2 separate regions of the Homo sapiens genome follow, and region 2 is linked to region 1. The links are chromatin contacts, found by Hi-C or POLR2A ChIA-PET in ENCODE. All regions are on one chromosome and are shown on one strand. The core of a region is the stretch at or near the end of the contact, and the rest is flanking DNA. Distances in the headings are between cores, read along the strand shown.

What was found. Hi-C counts contacts between places; a loop is a spot of excess contacts on that map. ChIA-PET counts read pairs that join two places held with the same protein, here RNA polymerase II (POLR2A).
Region 2: a map of CD8-positive, alpha-beta T cell shows a loop between it and region 1 (24-fold over the local background). The contact joins the enhancer-like site here to the promoter of HNRNPF in region 1. A Hi-C loop is called at or near these places in 1 of 168 maps with a recorded cell type or tissue (CD8-positive, alpha-beta T cell). POLR2A ChIA-PET finds 5 or more read pairs at or near these places in 1 of 52 experiments (activated naive CD4-positive, alpha-beta T cell).

Annotation. Positions count from the first base shown.
Region 1 is chr10:43,405,263-43,411,229 of GRCh38, reverse strand. It overlaps HNRNPF (heterogeneous nuclear ribonucleoprotein F), which reads left to right and starts at 2,044. Exons shown (of 4, transcript NM_001098204.2): 1 at 2,044-2,099. RefSeq lists silencers at 1,625-1,854, 2,305-2,424, 3,705-4,074 and enhancers at 2,145-2,204, 2,935-3,274, 2,714-3,317, 3,285-3,334, 3,475-3,534.
Region 2 is chr10:47,254,002-47,259,791 of GRCh38, reverse strand. No RefSeq gene overlaps it. Among named protein-coding and RNA genes, the nearest start is that of GDF10, 43 kb to the left of the region's middle. Within about 2 kb of position 1,876, at least 4 of the 41 ENCODE cell types and tissues checked have a DNase peak (open chromatin) inside an H3K27ac peak, as active enhancers do; they include CD8-positive, alpha-beta T cell, where a contact is called at or near this core.

The DNA of each region.
Region 1 (5,967 bases), core at 795-3,294:
TTTGAGACAGAGTTTCGCTCTTGTTACCCAGGCTGGAGGGCAATGGTGCAATCTCGGCTCACTGCAACCATCACCTCCTGGATTCAAGCGATTCTCCTGCCTCAGCCTCCAGGGTAGATGGGACTACAGGTACGCGCCAACACGCCCGGCTAATTTTTTTTTGTATTTTTAGTAGAGACAGGGTTTCGCCATGTTGCCCAGGCTGGTCTCAAACGCCTAACCTCAGGTGATCCACCCACCTCGGCCTCCCAAAGTCTTGGGATTACAGGCGCGAGCCACCGCGCCCGGCCGGCCACAACTTCTTAAGAATACCTACCTATCTGATTTTCGCCCCTTTCCTATGATGCTGAATACCTATCTGATTTTTGCAGGAACTATTTTCTGTAATTTTGCCTCAAATTATGCAGTTTTCTCTTTGGACATTTTTACCTATTCTGACAGCTCCTGCTTTACTCTTTCCATTCTCTTTCTTGGAACTAGCTTTTTCTTTTAACAAACTCCTTCCTTCATCACAATCATCCCACTCATCATCTGACACTATTTTGAGCACTCCTTTACTTTCTCTGGTGATTTAAAAAATAACGTTCAGCCAGATGCGTGGCTCAATCCAGTAATCCCAACACTCTGGGAGGCGTAGGTGGGCGGATGGCTTGAGTCCAGGAGTTCCCGACCAGCCCGGGCAACACAGCGAAACCTCGCCTCTACAAAAAATACAAAATTTAGCCGAGAGTGGTGGTGCTACTCAGGAGGTTGAGGCAGGAGGATCGCTTGAGCCCAGGAGGTCGAGGCTGCAGTGAGCCGTGATTGTACCACTGCACTCCCGCCTGAATGACAGGGCGATACTCAGTCTGGAAATAATAACAATAGTAACAATGTTCAGCTTAACCTGTGATGAGTGCCTTGACATCATCTCTTCATGAAGAAGATCCACCAAAATAAAATGGTTACAATTATTAGCCCTACAATACATCAAAAAAAAAAAGAAAAGAAAGAAAATCTGTCCCTGGCTTAGCCATTAGCCACCAAATCTGTGTGTTCAGGTGCTCTGTGACTGAAAATCTTGCCCTCGACCTGGGTCTGAGTTACATTCTGAGGTTTGGGGGCTTCTCACACCACGGAATTTATCACCTGAGCAACTTCAACCTGACAAATCCCTCCTAACGCCCTGCTCTGAGACCCCTTTAGGCGGTCTCCGGAGTACTCAGTGTACCTTTTTTTTTTTTTTTTCTTTGAGACGTAGTCTCGCTCTGTCGCTAGGCTGGAGTGCAGTGGCGCGATCTCGGCTCACGCAAGCTCCGCCTCCCGGGTTCAAGCGATTCCCCTGCCTCAGCCACCCGAGTGGCTGGGACTACAAGCGCGCGCCACCACGCCTGGCTAATTTTTTTGTATTTTAGTAGGGGTTTCACTATGTTGGCCAGGATGGTCTCGATTTCCCGACCGCCTGATCCGTCCGCCTCGGCCTCCCAAAGTGGTGGGATTACAGGCGTGAGCCACCGCGCCCGGCCTTCAGTGTACTACTTTCCTTATTTTATTTTTTGAGACAGCGCCTCGCTCTGTCGCCCAGGCTGGACGCAATGGAGCAGTCACGGATCACTGCAGCCTCGACCTCCCGGGCTCAAGCGATTCTCCCGCCTTAGCCTCCCAAATTACTGGGACCACAGGCTTGCGCCACCACGCCCTGCCATCGGCTCTCATTTCCTTTTCCCATCCTAGTCTTCCATCAGGCGTCCTTTCGGCGCACATTTCAGTGTCCTGCGGGGCTCACCAGTGTCCTTCCTCCAGGGCCTCAGGGGCAGTCAGAGGGATCTTTCCCGCCGCTCCACTCCCTCCTCCTCCTCCCCCTCCCCCTATCCCCTCCCCTCCCCTCCCTTCTCCTCTCCAGAAACGTCCTCGCTTGTCCGCCTCCACCGCCTCCCCCGCCAGCCGTGTCGGCTCTGCTCCGCGCCCAGCCGGCCAACCGGCGGCTCAGCTCTGGCGCGTCACAATGCGCCGTCGCGGCCCCGCCCCCGGACGCCGGACGCAGAAACTCCGCCCTGCCGCGGTCCTTGCGTCCTTCCGGCTCCGTCGTGGAAGCAGGACTGCGCCGCGTCTTCCTCAAGGTGGGGTTCGGGGGGCCACCGAATCGCTGTCACGCCGGCAGGTAGCAGGGGGTGGGGACGCGGGCTCCTTGGGCTTCTGTTTCCTGGTGTCCAGGGCAAAGGGCTGAGCCGGGCAGTAGGGCCTAGTCGGGGCCTGGCTCGCCGGGAGCAGGAGGGCTTCCGGCAAAGCCGCGTGCGCTCGACGGGCAGGCGCTGAGGATTGGGGCCGGCAGCGCGCCTGACCCCGCCCCTCGTAGGCTCCGCCCCGTGCTCGCAGGCGGGGGTTTCCATGGTGATGGTCAACAAGCCTCAACTGCCTCTGCTACAACTGCCAAGTTCCCCGCGTCCCACCCTCCTCTAGGTGCTCCAAGGGACCACCGGGGTGCCTGATATGAGAGCGGGAGTGTAGAGACTCGGAGGCCGAGGTGAGGGGCGGCCGAAGTCTCCGAGGTCGAAGGCCGCACACCCGGGACCTAGCGGGGACCGGGTCCCCCTGGGGGTGGGGACGGGGGGTGGGATTTGAGATTAGGGAGACTATCCGAAGTCCAGGGCCCCGTACCCGGACTACCTGGGGACTGGGCCTATTGGGGTGGGGATCGTTGGGCTGGGGCTGGGATTTGGGATCAGGGAAGAGCGATCTGAGTTTAAGCGCCGCAAACCTGGGACCGAGCGAGGACTGCACATAATGAGGGGCCGTGGCGCTGAGATTTGGGTGACGGGATTCGAGGTCGAGGGGCCCGTACGTGGGACCGGCAAGAACTGGACCCACTGGGATCGGGAGACGCAGCGTCGGAGGTCGAGAGCCGCACGCCCAGACAGTGGTCCCACGCGGTGAGCACCGCGGGCTGAGATTTTGGAGTCAGGAAAGCGCGGGGAAGGCACGGACGGCCGGGTGCGTTAGTCCGGCCCCCTGGCGGGGAGCTGGCGACTGCCGGAGGGCTCTGAAAGTGAGAACAGGCCTGGCGCAGTGGGAGGCCCAGCCGGGAGGATCTCTTGAGCCCAGGAGTTCCCGACAAGCCTGGGCAACATAGACTGTCTCTACTGAAAAGTAAAGAAAAAAAAATTAGCCACGTGTGGTGGCGCGCGCCTGTTGTCCCAGCTACTCGGGAGGCTGAGGCGGGAGGGTCGCTTGCTCTGAGGTCGAGGCTGCAGTGACAGTGATTGTGCCACTGCATTCCAGCCGGGCGACGGAAATGAGACCTTGTCTCAAAAGAAGTAATAATAGTAATAATACCTGAGTAAAATGAAAGCCGCGCGCTCACGTGGCTGCAGGCGCCTGAGAGTTGCACAAGACTTCCTTGTGGGGAGTTGGCTCCGCCCTCCTCCCACGCCCGGTTCCCGTAGCCTTAGCTCTCGGCCCCGGGCCCTTTTTCCTCCTCGGCTGCGCCGCGTGTCCTCGGAGCGCGGTCCCTGTATTGGTCTCCTGCTCCTAGAGGTATCGTGTTTGTATTTGGGGTGAAAATCTGACTCGTGCGCGCTCTTCAGCTTAGTCGTCCTTTTTTTTTTCCTTTTGTTTGTTTGTATTAAGTATTTTCGTCGATTCCGCCCTGCTCGTAGGAAACTTGTGGACGGGGCCCGGCTCCTGCTGCGCCGGCTGCCCGGCTCCCCCAACCGCAGAGTCGTGGACCAGGGTTTTGAGGAGCAAGGCACCCGACTCGCCCTCCCCCCAAGGCCGCCCCGGGCGCGGGAACCCCTCCCCCTAGGCGCCTGGGACCCCCGCTCGGCTCCGCGTGTGTCCCGGCGGAGGGTGGAAGGAGAGCCGAGCTCGGCCATTGCCCGCGGGCGGCCCGGGGACGAGCTGACGCGCCTCTTTAGTTCTCGAAACTGCTCGCGGGCGCTGGGGGCTCGGGCCGGCCATCTGCGTGGCGGGACGCGAGGCGCGCGCTGGCGGCTGCGCGCGAAGGGCAACGGGCGGCGGCGGCGGCTTCCCGGAACCGCGCGGGGCGGGCCCTGCGCCGGGGTCAGGGCCACAGCCTCAGGCGGCAGGGAGTTCTGAAAGCGTAGTTTTCAGTCGTTCCGTCCCAAAAGTCATCTTAATTCTTCCAAAAATACACGCATATAATTCTTTCTACTTAGTTATATTTTTAAAAGTTAAATACGTGGTTGTCTCTGAATTCCTAGTAAGATGAAAATTTCTTGGGTTCTCCAGGTAGGTGAAAGATACCTTAAGTGCTATTCCTGCAAAGTGACTCGTTGCTCTCACAGAATTTATAAACTATAAAATAAGACATTACTACTTTAATGAATATTAAGAGAGAGATTGCTTTATTCCTAAGCAAGAAGATCTTTTCCCTTGTAGGTATTACATTCCGGTGTGCATTCTGTAGATTAGAGTCATTATCGGCCGGGCGAGGTGGCTCACGCCTGTAATCCCAGCATTTAGGGAGGCCGAGGTGTGGGAGGATCGCTTGGGCCCCAGAGACCTACCCCGTCTCTATAAAAAAATATGTATTATTTTTTGAGACAGGGTCTCACTTTGTTGCCCAGGCTGGAGTGCAATGGTGTGATCTCGGCTCGCTGCCGAGATCCTCCTGTGCTCAACGGATCCTCCCACCTCAGCCGCCGAGTATCTGGGACCACGGGCACTCTCCAGCACGCCCGGCAAATTTTTGTATTTTTTGTAGAGATGGGGTCTCCTTATGTTGCCCAGATTGATTTTCAAACTTTTGTGCTCAAGCGATTCTCACGCCTCTGCCTCCCAAAGTGCTGGGATTACAGGCGTGAGCCATCGTGCCCGGCCACTTTTTTGTAAACTGCCAAGTTTTCTGTTAAGGGTAGCGTTATAAAGCTTTATTCAGGTAAAAAATGGAATTTATTTAAGGGAAAAGACTGAGTAAATAGAAAGTTACTTCTCCCACGTGGCCAGAACCTTGGAAAGCCTGGAGGCAAATGAGAGCCCGGTGGGGGTAGATGCCTGCAGGGGCTGCAGAAATGTGACAGGCCCTTTCCTTGGAGGTGACTTCTCTAATTCCCTCTCCCCCACTGAGCTCTGGTTCTCTGCTCTTCGGGAGAACCACATTAGTTGACTCTTACTAGGTCCTAGAAGTTTTACTCCATTTTCTAATTACATGCTCAGGACTACTCCAGAAGGGCTTGCTATTAGCCCCATGTTTCAGATGAGAAAATGGAGGTTGGGAGAAGTCATGTGTCCAGGGACACAATTGGGACTTGGGACCCAGTCCCAACTGGGTCCCAAGTTGGACCGGGACACCCCTCCCCTGCCAGGGCCCTTGCCCTGTCTTAGTTGCCCTGAGCTACGGTTCTTGTGGAGGGCAACAGGGTGGGCAGAGGGAGAACTGAGCTCAGCCAAGACCGCCCTGGCTTATTTTACAGCAAATCCCAGACCAATAAGGTCTTTATTAATAAATAAATCCGCAGTATTTCTAAGAACTTTTAAAACCTAACCATGATACTGCTGTCATGCCTAAAAATACATTCCAAAATATCAAGTATCCAGGGTTTAAGTGTTTCTGTATTAAATTTTTTTTTTTTTCCGAGACGGAATCTTGCTCTTGTCACCCAGGCTGGAGTGCAGTGGCACAATCTCAGCTCACTGCAAACTCCATCTCCCGGGTTAATGCCATTCTCCTGCCTCAGCCTCCCGAGTTGCTGGGACTACAGGCGGCCGCCACCATGCCCGGCTAATTTTTTGTATTTTTAGTAGAGGCGGGGTTTCATCATGTTAGCAGGGATGGTCTCGATCTCCTGACCTCGTGATCCGCCGGCCTCGGCCTCCCAAAGTGCTGGGATTACAGGCGTGAGCCACCGCGCCCGGCATGTATTAAATATTTTAAACAGCTGGTTGGTTTGAGTCAGGATCCAAAGTCACACCTTATATTTTGTAGATAACTTTTTAAATTCAGAGCAGCACTGTCCAATAGAAATATAA
Region 2 (5,790 bases), core at 627-3,126, 3.8 Mb before region 1:
TCCCTCAGGAAAGCACTTGTTTCTTGGAAGTACAGTCTCCTGTAGGTTCTGAAAGGCAGGCTGATCCACTGGAAACAGGAGCCATGTATCACGTTTCAGAAATCCAGCTCCTAGACAAGCCCCCTCAACCCGTCCCCCTGAGCCCTGCCCAGAAAGCTCCCAGCATGGACAATGTGCATTTAGCTCAGGCCTCCTCCTGACGGAGCTATGCTCCTGCCTCAAAAGCCACCTCAGATGGAAGTCCCCTCTTGGATGACAGAAATGCCCACTGACACAGACATGCAAATGTTCCATTGGAGGTTCCTGAGTTTCACCCAGTCCTGTTATAGGCAGGCATATCTTTTCACCTGCTCTATGAAATGGAATGGAAAGTGGAGCCGAAAGGCAGTTGTATTGACCCTGCCTTTCATTCACTTTGGCTCCATAAATCAAAGAGCAGTCATGCAGTCAGGCCCCCAGTAATATTCCTTCAGGATGTGCCGCAGGCATGGTAGATTGTACTTACTGGGTCAAATAAATACCTTTTCATCTGTCCGTAATATAGGTAGCTATATTACTCTTTGCAGTGTTTCTCCTATTAACTTGATCTAGGCTCTGGAGTGATTTTCCTGAAGCCATGGGATGAAACCAGGCATGTTTCATGCCTCCTCCTGTCCTTCTTCAACTCCCCTAGCAGGAAGGCATAGGGCACAGCCCAAGGTCCAGCCTACACCAAGACTAGCTAGGACCCCCAGCAGGTTCACAAGGATTCAGGACAAACGAGAAACACTGCTACTAATTTACCATGAAAGGTGTATCCCATGGACTCCAATTCCTTTTTACTTTTAGTTTTGCTTAGAAACTGGAAAAGCAAAACATGCTGGTTTTACAATATTGCTTGTTACAGAGGTATATAAAGTCTAACTTGAACGTACCCACCTCCTTGCAATTCAAACAAATTTAAAAGAGAAATTGAATCATACCATATAGAGTGCTTTGCAATCACCTTTTCACTAAGGAATAAACCAGCCGGGCGAGGTGGTGCATACCTGTAATCCCAGAATTTTGGGAGGCCAAGGTGGGAGGATCGCTTGAGCCCAGGAGTTTGAGACCAGCCTGGGTAACATAGCAAGACCCCATCTCTACAAAAATTAGCTTGGCTGGGTGGACATGCCTGTGGTCCCAGCTACTGGGGAGGCTGAGGTGAGAGGATCACTTGAGCCCAGGAGGCAGAGTTTATAGTGAGCCGAGATCATGGCACTGCACTCCAGCCTGGGCACCAGAGTGAGATCCTAACTCAAAAAAAAAAAAAAAAAGAATAAACCAAACCAAGGAGCCTTTTAGATCAGTAAATATAGTTCCATTAAACACTTTTTACTTCCTCCTCAGTTTTCCATATTTTGTTTTGTTCCATATTTTGGTTATTTTGGAAGTAAATATTATCCCCTGTTGATACTATTTAGATTGCCTACACTTTGGGGCTGCTATAAATAAGTCAGCTATTAATATTTTCATGCTTTTGTGCAAGTATTTCTATTAAGATAAATACTGAGAAATAACATTTTTGAGTAGAGAAAACTCTCACCTCGAATGCTGGGAGATACCCTTCAATTCAGCTGAAAATGTCACCTCTTTGCATTGTCCAGTGCTTTGTAAGAGACCCCATTTTCCCACCCAGTCACACCTTGGATATTATGTATCATTTATGTATTTTTGTGCTAACCTAAAGGGAAAAATGGAATTTCATTTTTTCCATCTGAAGATTTGTGAGAATGAGCATCTTATTCTATGTTTACCAGCCTTCCTCTTTCTTCTGTGCTGTGACCCTTAAGAACTTGGCGCTTTCACTTTTCCTATTGAGTTGTTTCAAGTTTTGTGGTTAAATTAGTCAGTCTTCTGCTTTTAAAACAATATTTCTGGTTTCCTGCCTTGCTTACAAAATACTTCCTTTACTCAAGATTGGAAGACTCATTGTCCCAGAGTTCTTGGTTGTAAGCAATAGAAACTTACTTTATTAAACATAGGCAGCAAAGAGACTTAGAAGGATAACGGATGTCTTAGTAAGAGATTGTAGTGTTTAGAAGCAACCCTTGGACAAAAGGCCAGGATAGAGGGATGCCAGAGAGCCAAAAACAAGCCAAATGGTGCCACTGGAGACATTGCCCTGGACGCTTGCTGCCAAGAGGCTGTTCTGATTCTGCTGCTATTGTCTACACTAGACTCTGGGTGCTGGGTGCTGCCATCCTACCATCACCTCCACCACCTGCTCCTCCACCACCACCCCCATAACACCAGCACCTCCCGCCACTTCCCCTCCATCCCCTCCTCTGGCATCTCCACCATCACCATCACCATAACTAGAGTGAATTCTAAAGTATCCCCTGATTCTTTGCAGTATGAGTTTCAGATTCAGAATCCTCAGTGGGAGTCTTTAATTGTTCATACGCAAGCTTTCACTGTCAAGAGTCAAGGAGAAAAATCTAATATTTGTGTTCATTTGGGGGGAATTGGTATCCTAATAATATTAAGTCCTCCCATCTAGGAACATGGTATTGTTACCAAGCGATCAATGGGCTTGGTGTCCAATTCACATAGAGGCCAATGCCATGGCACCAGCTTTTGAGAAAAGAAAAACAGCAATAAAGCTGCTTAATGGGCAAGAAGGCAAGAGAAAACTCTCAAACCTGTCTCCTCGAGCAGGGGTTTGGGTCAGGCTTTATAAGCATAGGGTAATGAGGTGTGATCTGATTGGATCTTGCAATGAGGTGGTGCCAGGAGGCATGATCTTACTGGATCCTGCCATGGGGTGATACCAGAGCTTCCTCTGATTGGATCCTGGCTCCTGCCAGGCAGTGTCTGCTTCTCAGTTCAGTCCCAATTTCTCAGTCCCAGCCCTGAGGTTCCTCCTGTGGCTGTCCATTTGGTTCGCCTGAGCACGCTCAGATTACATCACCTTCAATCTGGGGGCCCATGGTAACCTGAAAACAACTCACAACTTGGTTTCATAAAAGTTGAACCACATAGGTGTGATGAAGTTACAGTAGGTGCTAAAATCTCCCACTGTGATTGTGAGACTGTCAAATTCTAGGTTTTGGAATTTCAACAATGTAGTCACAGTAAGTTTCGTTAATGAGATGCCAGTCTTACTTATTAGTAGGTGATGATGTTTTCTGTCTCATGTTTCTGATTTTCTCTTTATTCTTCATGTTTTAAAATGTTAGATGGTTTTATTTTTTCATTAATCCTAACAAGATATGTGAGTCACTTTAATCTGAAGTTCTTTCTCCTTGTCTTCTTACCCTACGTTCTGACAGATTTCCTTGACTTTATCTTTCAGTTCATTTACTGATGATCACTTTGAAGACAGGAATTGGTGGGTCACACTTATAATGTCTAAGAAGATGTATTGCCAGAAGATTCTTTAATGAATGTATACGTTTCCTGAATTTCTGAGAACAGCAATTAGAGTGCTTTAAAAGTTTTCCTTAGTTCATCGCGTCATCTAGGTGCTTCGTGCCTCTTCCCTCTGCCCTTCCCAGTCTTCACGGCTACATGCTGACTGGCTCTTCTGCCTGGTGCACCCTTGTTTGAGAACTGGGCTGGTTCTTCCAGATGGCTGCTACAGTGGGTTAGTTCCTGCAGTCCTCTTCTCCAGGAGGCTTCTGAGGGCTGAGCTGACTGCTTGGAGCTCTGGGTACCTGGGCTCATCCGCTGGCAGCCCTGCCTAGGGTGTGCAATGGACAGCTGGTCTTGAGGTGGAAGGCATGGCTGCTAAATCAGTAGTTGATGTCAGAAGGCAGGACAGTTCATGTTCACCTGCATCTCCTCCAGCCCCTCCAGCTGACCTGGGCTGTGCCTGGCTGCCAGAGGAAGGCCCCTTTTCCTGTATCCATTTGTTCAGAGGAGCTGACAAATGGCTTCCTCTGAGTTCCCAATTTCTGCTGGGATTTTCCATTCCATCCTCTGGCCTGTGCCAGTAGTAACATTTTACACTTGTCTGACACCTTTTCTCCTCTGAGCTCCAAGCACTTTACAAGCAAGCAGTTGCTATTATTGCCCTCTGAATTCTGATGGAAAAGCTGAGAGTCATGGGATCAAAGCCGCCATGATTGGGCAGTGAAGACAAGGCTCCCAGACACCAGGCCAGTCCCCGGCCCTTGGCAGGACCACATAGAGCACCCCAGCTGCTGAGGTGAGGTAGCCCAGGGGAGGGTTTTCAGCACGGGCTCCCTAGAGGCTCCCCAGAGCCGTCTTATCCTGTTGTAAAGTGATGCATTGTCCTTTACTGCAGAAGAGAGTGGGACCCTTGGGACTCTTCCCTGCCAGAAAAAGTGGGCTGATGGTTCGTGGTTTATTTTGGGAATGAGAAGACTCATTCAATCTGTAAAGGGTCCTCATCTTGTCTTGAGGAACAGGAAGCAGATCTGTATTACGTGGCCCAGGCAGCGGAATAAGGTTCAGTTGCTACAGGTTTTCACCAGTCAGAGGACTTGTTAGCACTGAGAGCTGCCCAAAGGGGAGTGCGTTTGCGTCCCTGGTTGGGTCCCGAGGCAAGTGTCTCTAGCTGCTGCTGGGGATGTCCTGCATCACATGATGCTAGGGAAGGGTGACACATGAGGCCTCTTCCAACCCAGATCTTGCATCATAAGGACACACTCTAGTGCTATCTCCTCTAAGTGGTGGTGGCCTTGGGGCTGAAACCCTGAAACCCTGGGTCATGTCACATCTTGCTGGATCTGCAAAGCTCCTTAGTTCCCATCTCCTCCTTCTTTCATTTAGCAAAACTCGGTTTGAGGTCTGCATTTTCCCTCTTTTGTACGAAGCTTTGCCCAGTAGCAGCTTACTGTTTAACTGGAAGGAACATCTGTGACCATGAAATTTTCAGCAACCTAAAAAGGCCCTGTTAAGTAATATTTGCTGAGCTAGTGTTGGGAGTCAGCAGTGTGTGTGTGTGTGTGTGTGTGTGTGTGTCTGTATGTCTGTGTGTGTGTGTGTCTGTGTGAATTCAGCTGCCCTCAGGCAGGTGGCTGGAAACTGGCTCACCTTTATCTGAGAACACATCAATCTTGGGAAGAGAATCCATGGAACTGAGTATGGAGGGACACCTGGCCAGAAAGAAACTGAGAACAAGTCATTCCTACCCCAGGGACCACAGAAGGAGGCAGACAGCTGGAGGAATGTGGTGTGTGTGCGTGTGTGTGTGTGTATTAGAGAGGGGTAGAGGACTATATTTTCTGGGCAGATAGAATTCTGAGCACATCTGTGTGTGTTAATGCTCACATGAAACCTTTCAAAGCTTGGAGAGATGGGTATTATGATTCTATTTTCCCAGTGAGGGATTAGAAGTCAAATAAGCTGCCCACGGCCCCAGCCCCGGCCAGAGCAGAGCTGGGATTTGAACCCAGTTAGTTGTCTTTGGCTCTGAAGCCCTTTCTCCTCTGTATCCCTGCCTGCCTTCAATGCAGGTGCCACAAATGAGGTCCCACGGACCCTGCTGACTGGCTCTGAGTCTTCCGGCTAGCCCGGCTGTCCCAGGCCCCAAGTGCTCTTTCCCAAGGGCTGGCTGCCTTGCAGGTCTCCAGAAGCCTCCGGGTCCACCCCCATGCCTCCCCAGATGCTCTAGAGAGCTCTGGGCCCAGGCCCAAGCCCAGCAGGGCAGCCCTGTGGTTTGCGATCTGGCCATGCATAGCTGGCTCTGAGCAGGCACTTATCATTCTTCCACGACCACCCAGTCAGTCTAACACAGCCTGGAAGTGCAGCTCTAGCTGCCCAGGCCGGTGGTGGCTCAGTCCTCACTGAGCCCTGCTGCTC